3 separate regions of the Homo sapiens genome follow, and regions 2 and 3 are each linked to region 1. Evidence: read pairs that join two places in POLR2A ChIA-PET (ENCODE). Cell type or tissue: MCF 10A. All regions are shown on one strand.

Region 1 (2,500 bases):
AGCCTGGAGTGCAGTGGCACAATCTCGGCTCACTGCAACCTCCGTCTCCCTGGTTCAAGCGCTTCTCCTGCCTCAGCCTCCCACGTAGCTGGGATTACAGGTGCCTGCCACCACACCTGGCTAATTTTGTATTTTTAGTAGAGACAGGATATCACCTTGTTGACTAGGCTGGTCTTGAACTCCTAACCTGAAGTGATCCACCAGCCTCGGACTCCCAAAGTGCTGGGATCATAGGTGTGAGCCACCACGACTGGCCTTTTTTTTTTTTTTTTTTTTTTTTTGAGACAAGGTCTCGCTGTGTTGCCCAGGCTGGAGCGCGCAGTGGTGCGATCTAGGCTCACTGCAACCTCCGCCTCCTGGGTTCTAGTGATTCTCCTGCCTCAGCCTCCCAAATAGCTGGGATTACAGATGCACACCACCATGCCCAGCTAATTTTTGTATTTTTAGTAGAGATGGGGTTTCACGTTGTTGGCCAGGTTGGTCTCTAATTCCTGACCTCAAGTGATCAGTCCACCTTGGCCTCCCAAAGTGCTGGGATTGTAGGCATGAGCCACTGCAACCAGCCTGGATAATCACTCTTTTTTTTTAGACAGAGTCTCACTCTGTCGCCTGGGCTGGAATGCAGTGGCAGCTTCTTGGCTCACTGCAATCTCCACCTCCCGGGTTCAAGCAATTTTCCTGCCTCAGCCTCCCGAGTAGCTGGGATTACAGGCATGCGCCACTATGCCCAGCTGATTTTTTGTATTTCTACTAGAGACAGGTTTTCACCATGTTGGCCAGGCTGGTCTCGAACTCCTGACCTCATGATTCGCTCACCTCAGCCTCCCAAAGTGCTGGGATTACAGGCGTGAGCCACCGCCCCTGGCCCCGAATAGTCACCCTTATGTGAGCAAACATGAAACTGCCTTTCCATCCGGCTCCTGGCCACAGCCTGATCCCAGTGCTGGTGAGGAGAGGGAGGGTCTCCACCTGCTTCAGTCAGAAGTCCACTGAAGAGACAGTATCCCCATGGGTGCTCTACAAAGTGTCCTAGAGCAGCATTCAACCTGGCTCCCACCATGGAGGACACCAGAGGGGGCAGCCACATCGGTGCTGGTGTTGGTGTGGGCGGGAGGACTAGCTATCCCTCCTTCCAGAGCTCCTTCAGTGCTGGCTCAGCCGAGTGACCACCCAGGCTGCCTGAAGGTTCTTGCCTTTCCAGACCCCCAGCACCTAGCTAATGTCTCTGCTTCCTTTTGAGGGTCCCTTCCCATGTCCTCCCTGCTCCTGGTCTTCCAGCTGCTTAGGGAGAAGCCATTCTGCTGAATTCCAATCCAGAACTTGCTTTCTCACTCACCACTATTTAAGAGACAAATGTAAATCTCCTCCCCTCTGACCTCATGCTCAATAAGTCATTGATTCCAGCCTAACATTTTCTTTCACTGACTCAGTGAGGACAGATGACGTCTCTCATTGATGGCTCCTCCCTCATCTATCCCTGGTCTGTCATGGTTATCACATGATGAACTCTAGGAAAATAGTCATTGAGGAAAAATGGATGGCAGAGAGCGAGGAAAAAGAGACCTTCTTAACATTTGTTCACAAGCCAGACTATGTCGGCTAAAAGCACACCCACTAGCCCTTTGCTTGCTAGCACTTTAGACATCTGGATTTTCTGGAGGGAGCTGTTGCAGGAAGATAGATGTAAAAAAGTTAGGGCTTTTCAGATGGCAGTGGAAAAGGAAAGGCCAAGAGGCCAGTCTCAAGCCCCCTGCCCTCCTTCTAGCTAAAGCTAAAAGTGCCTATCACGCTGAAATGACACAGCGGAAGAAATGGCAGTGACCTTGCCTTCCTGGTTTCTGCATGAAGAGCTTCTACCCATACTTCTGGGAAGCTTTGCCCATCCCCCACAAGGAGATGTTAGGACTCCCTCCTTTGTGCTCCTCAAGGGGTTGTGCCAAGGCTCCATGCGATGTCAGGCGTGGAAGAGCAGAATGCTTCGCACAGGGCCCTTCCTCTCTCCCCTGCGGGAATGCTTCCCATGAGGGTCGCTGGACATCATGTGGGTATGTGAATTGACAGTCTAAGCTACGAAACACCGTGTTAAAAATAATACTTATCTGGCTGTGTAGTCAGTTGCTTGTACCTATACCTGAGCTGTGAGCTCTTTGAAAACAAGAATATTTTATTTATTTAATTTTATTTTTAAAAAGGAGGCTGGGCACAGTGGCTCACGCCTGTAATCCCAGCATTTTGGGAGGCCAAGGCGGGCGGATCACGAGGTCAAGAGATCCAGACCATCCTGGCCAACACGGTGAAACCCCGTCTCTACTAAAAATACAAAAATTAGCTGGGAGTGGTGGTGTGTGCTACTCAGGAGGCTGAGGCAGCAGAATCACTTGAACCCGGGAAGCGGAGGTTGCAGTGAGCCCAGATCGTGCCACTGCACTCTAGCCTGGGTGACAAAAGCAAAACTCTGTCTCAAAAAAAAAAAAAAAAAAAAAAAGGAGCGTCAACACCT
Region 2 (2,500 bases), 140 kb after region 1:
TGGCATCAAAGGCTGCAGCCAGCCTATCTTAGGCCTGGCCAGGTGATTCATGCACCACCACCAAATGAGCAAGAATGTTCCTATGTTAGATGTAAAACAGTGAGTGTAACCCACAACCATGTCTAATGTAGCAGGGCCTGTTAGGCAAGGAAGCACCCTTGTGCACTGCATTTTTGTCTAACCTCCTTGGAGCTTGCATAAGCACAAGCACATAAGTTCCCAATTGAACAAAACTTAATAGCTTGGTTTCTTCCTAATGCTACAAGGGCTCGGGTCTCCCTTTCACAGCTGTAACCAATAACTCCCCAGTAGAACATTAACCGTTTTCCTTGCTCAGTGCCTACATCAACACTGCTGGAAACTGGGCATCAGGGGAAAGGGGTGAGGGAGCACTTTTGGGGCCCACACCCCTCTTCAGACCTCTGAGTTCACTTTCAAGCTCACTTTCTTACTGTAGATTCTCGACTGCTTCCCAGCTTGGGAATCTTCATGGCTGGTCTGTGCAGTTCCATTTCATCCCCAGCATCACGTGTGGACCAAACCGGGCCTGGCGTTCATATTTAAAGATAACCCGTTCTCACCTGCAATCCCAGCACTTTGGGAGGCCAAGGCAAGCGGATCACCTGAGGTCAGGAGTTCAAGTCCAGCCTGACCAACATGGTGAAACCCCATCTCTACTAAAAATACAAAAATTAGCCGGGCACGGTGTCTTGCCTCCTTTGGGAGGCCGAGGTGGGTGGATCATGAGGTCAGGATTTCGAGACCAGCCGGACCAACATGGTGAAACCACGTCTCTACTAAAAATACAAAAATTAGCCGGGCGTGGTGGCACATGCCTGTAATCCCAGCTACTCAAGAGGCTGAGGCAGGAGAATCGCTTGAACCCAGGAGGCAGAGGTTGCAATGAGCCGAGATCACACCACTGCACTCTAGCCTGGGTGACAGGGCGAGACTCCGTCTCAAAAAAAAACCAAAAAACAAAAACAAAAGAAACCCGTTAACCCACTTGTCAGAATCTGCTCTCCTCGTCTCACCTGGTGCACTTTTTTGGGTTCCTTTCTTATTATATGAGGTTATAACGATCACCTCCTAAACTTAGTTGAACATATGGAGACTGTATTTGAAGGCCCTTTCCAGGAAGCTTTAGAAACTGACCCATCCTTACGGTCAGGATTACATCATTCTCTGTCTTTTCATGAAGAACTGCCCAAGAATTTGTCTTTTGTGTTTTCTCCTCTCCAGGTACAACTAATTAAGATCATTTCCCTCTTTCCTCAGTTTCTCAGTTGGAAAACAGAATCTGTGAACAGTAGCCTTCCTGAAAATTCAAAATCCATGTGATGATAACTAACAGTTTCTTTTCTAGGAAATGAACTGAGTGCATGGAATGTATCTGTTATGGATACAACGCTGTCTTTTCTCATTCTTCTAAGTGGAGAATGTAGTATCCAAGGGTTAAATGGAACTACTTCAACTCTTAAAACCAAAAACATAAAAACTCTGCCAGGAGATTAGGAACTTTGCCCACATAGATCAGATAGAATTTTGCTCGCGATCCCAGGACCCCATTGCCGGCTCTGTTCTCTGAGCTCACCTATGCACACCCAGGGAAGGGGTGGCACATATTCTCCTTACAGTCAGGAGGCCTAGGTTCAAGGCCTGGCTTTGCTTCCTCCTGGCTGCAGGCTGTGGACAAATCGTGTCCCTTCTTCAGGCCTTGGTTTCCTCAGCCACAAAATGCCAGGTAATCCCAGCTACTCAGGAAGCTGAGGCAGGAGAATCGCTTGAACCCGGGAGGTGGAGGTTGCAGTGAGCCAAGATCATGCCACTGCACTCCAGCCTGGGTGACAGAGTGAGACTCTGTCTCAAAAAAAAAAAAAAAAAAAAAAAAAGCCAGGTTGGATTAGGTGATCTCATGTCCTTTCGGTGCTAATATGTTGTGATGGTTAAGTGGACACTAACAACTGCCAATCCTGACTTTACATTGCAGGGACAGTGTTTGAGGGCAGTTACAGAGGATCAGAAGAAACCGGGCAGGAGCTTGACTCTGACATCCAAAAGTAACCCCCGCTTGTAACGATGGACTATGGCATTGGGGATAATTAGCCATCTTCTTAGACCGGCTTGTGTCTAAGCAGCTGCTTGTAGTGGGGCAGCGTAGGCAGGTTTTTAGCCAAGCGCTTCAGTAGATTCTCCCAGTCTGGATAGGGGAGCTTGAGGGGCCTCTAAGCAGAAGTCTGGAGACCATCTCCCAGCTTAGGACGTCAAGATCAAAGCCCAAATGCAGCGTTGCCACTGCTCTTCCTCCACGGTTTGCCCAGAGCTGGTGCTTCCACAAGCCCAGGTTGGGACCAGCTTTCTCCTCTGAGTGAGACTCTGTGGCAGTCCAAGGAAAACCTGTCCATCTGGAGGCTGATTATAGAAGCTTGGCCAGAATTCTCCTCCCCTCCCTTTCACTTCCCAAAGACACAGGCAGCAAGTGCGGCTGCTTCCCAAGGAG
Region 3 (2,500 bases), 100 kb after region 1:
ACTTGGGTTCTGGGCTTTATTCCATATGATCCCCAGTAAGCCATTTCAGCCCCAGGACTTCACTTTCCCCATCTGTAACCTGGAGGAGGGGTTGTCTAGACCAGTGTTTCTCAAACTACGGCTTGGGATCACCCACATCAGGATCACCTGGAATACTTCCCCAAAATGCAGATTTCTAGGCCTTGGGCTAGACCTGGGAAAGGGAGGGAGCCTGAAAAACCTGTATTCTTAACGCACTCCCCAAGTGATTCTTAGCTGCACTCTATCAGAGAATCACTGACCCATGGTTCCCAAGACCTGTCTATCCAGAGAGAGGAAGCTTGCCCCACCTCTTCTGCTGGCCTCTCAGGTATGATAGAAACACAGATCACATCTCTACGGGGTCCTCTATCCCTATCTCTCTGTTACAGCCCTCCTGGGCAGAATGAGATGGCGACAGGGAACAGAGACATTGTGTGAAGGTGTGGGAGGACAAATTTTTTTTTTTTTTTTGGAGTCTCATTCTCACCCAGGGTGGAGTGCAGTGGCGTGATCTTGGCTCACTGCAACCTCTGCTTCCTGGGTCCAAGGGATTCTCCTGCCTCAGCCTCCCAAGTAGCTGGGATTACAGGGGTGTGCCATCACGCCCGGCTAATTTCTGTATTTTTATTAGAGATGGGGTTTCACCATGATGGCCAGGCTGGTCTCGAACTCCTGATCTCAAGTGTTCTGCCCACCTCGGCCTCTCAAAGTGTTGGGATTACAGGTGTGAGCCACCATGACTGGCTGGGAAGAGAATCTTAACTGCCTCTTCATCATGACGTGGTGTTCGCCAAGGGCGGGCTTCTCAGTGCAGCCACACTGACCTGTCCAGAAGCATTTCTCCCTGACCACTAGCTCTGGCCAGCCCTCTGTCCCTCCTACCCTGCATAATTAGAGCAGCTCTTTGCTGAGGAAGCAGAGGGCAGAGTCTAATGATGCATGGACATGCATGGGGTAAGCACAAAGGCAAGTCTGGTTTTTATTAGTGACATGGGCATGTGTGATGTGGAGTCAGCCCTCAGAGGGGACGTGCAGGAGAGGACAGATGGAAGACAGCTAAGGAGGCAAACTCCTCCTGAGGTCTTGGCTAGCTCCTCCTTAGGTCCTGGCTGGCAGCTGGCACCTGTGCTCAGGGCTGCACAGGTAGACAGAGGGCCCAGCATAAGTGCTGGAGGGAAACGGCTTCCAAGCAATAAGGGCCGCACTGAATGGGGCAAGTCCAACCAAAGGCTCCGTGCTGGGCATGGTGGCTCATGTGCAGAACTCAGCTTCTTTGCACGTACACTGCTGAGTCATTCTCCAGGGGCCTCCCACTGTCTGGCACACATGGTAGGACTTTTAGAAGTACAAAAAAGGGAGTTCTACCCCTACATCCTCATAGCTGAGTCACCAGGCTGACTGCATGGATGGCTCCTCCCTGGAGAGAGGAGGACCATCTGACTGCCAAGATGGGGCCAGCGCCACCTCTTTGAGCCCCTCCTAGGGTGCTGAAACAGCAGCTGAATGGCTGCTGGGCTTAGCATGGCTGAGGTGGCATCATGAGAGAGAGGCTGGGGATGATGTGACATGGACCTTCCCCGCCGGAAATCAGTCCCGCATCAATCCCGCTGAGCCCGGCAGCTTCACTTGCTGTGAACTGAGGACAGCTGCAGGTCAGGTTGTCATGTGAGCTAAGGACAAACTCCAGCCTGCTAAGGTATCAGAATATGTGCCCTGTGGGGGATGAAGATGACCGGAAGGAGGCAGGAAGGGTTGTGGGCACGTTCAGGTCCTTGGTGTGGGTGCTGCAGTCAGTTTTTGAGCATTCATCCAGCTGTTTGCTTATGGTCTACACACTTTTCGGTATATATTTCATATTCAATAAAAGAGTTACAAAGTTCCAGCTGGCTGGGAGATTCATCCTTACTCTGATAGCTTTTTTAGTCCTTCCCCAAGAAAAAACCAAACCAAACCAAAACAAAACAAAAAACCCAAAAACAAAACAAAAAAAACCCTAGTGTGTTCAAAACAACAGAGCAACCAGAAAGAATGACTGTATTGGAGCTAGACCCGAGAGCACATCATGTTAGCTGAGAATGGGCGTGGTGTTTCATCCCTGATGATATCAGATATTGGCTTGCTGCTTCTTGGATGTGAGCTGGTTGAGAAATAGATGAAAACCCCTGTTTGCTCAAGATCTGCAAAGTCTTAAACGCGATGGGATGGCAGAAGAACATGGATGACAAGCCTTCCTCCTGGAGGGTGCGCCAACCCCTATCACAGCCCCACAGGGCACCCGCGAGGCCAGCCCCTCCATCCTGTTCAGGAAACCTTGGAAAGAAGGTGGCCTGGCACGGGGGTGCCAGGTGGCTGGCTGTGGCTGTGGCCGCACATGCTTACAGGTCAGCCTGCCCAGTTCTCTGTTGCGGCAGGCCAGCCCTCGTGGCCCTCGGCTCTGGCAGGACTCGGTGTGAGCCGGGCAGTGCTGTGCATTCCTTTT

The links. Peaks named below come from ENCODE experiments on the same cell type or tissue, not always from the same donor. Only the 100,000 strongest peaks of a DNase experiment are listed, where the experiment ranks them.
Region 2: POLR2A ChIA-PET joins it to region 1 with 5 read pairs; 2 of 35 experiments call an interaction of 5 or more read pairs at or near these places.
Region 3: POLR2A ChIA-PET joins it to region 1 with 5 read pairs; 1 of 35 experiments calls an interaction of 5 or more read pairs at or near these places.

The regions. Positions count from the first base shown.
Region 1 is chr15:63,475,302-63,477,801 of GRCh38, reverse strand. No RefSeq gene overlaps it. Among named protein-coding and RNA genes, the nearest start is that of USP3, 28 kb to the left of the region's middle. RefSeq lists an enhancer at 2,404-2,500. In MCF 10A, no CTCF peak of the experiment used is centred here; a DNase peak (open chromatin) is centred at 1,411.
Region 2 is chr15:63,335,936-63,338,435 of GRCh38, reverse strand. All of the region lies in intron 8 of CA12 (carbonic anhydrase 12), which reads left to right. All of the region lies in intron 1 of LOC124903506 (a long non-coding RNA gene), which reads right to left. Among named protein-coding and RNA genes, the nearest start is that of CA12, 45 kb to the left of the region's middle. RefSeq lists an enhancer at 1-207. In MCF 10A, no CTCF peak of the experiment used is centred here; no DNase peak of the experiment used is centred here.
Region 3 is chr15:63,371,350-63,373,849 of GRCh38, reverse strand. The region is part of intron 2 of CA12 (carbonic anhydrase 12); the gene reads left to right. Among named protein-coding and RNA genes, the nearest start is that of CA12, 9.2 kb to the left of the region's middle. In MCF 10A, no CTCF peak of the experiment used is centred here; DNase peaks (open chromatin) are centred at 1,339 and 2,139.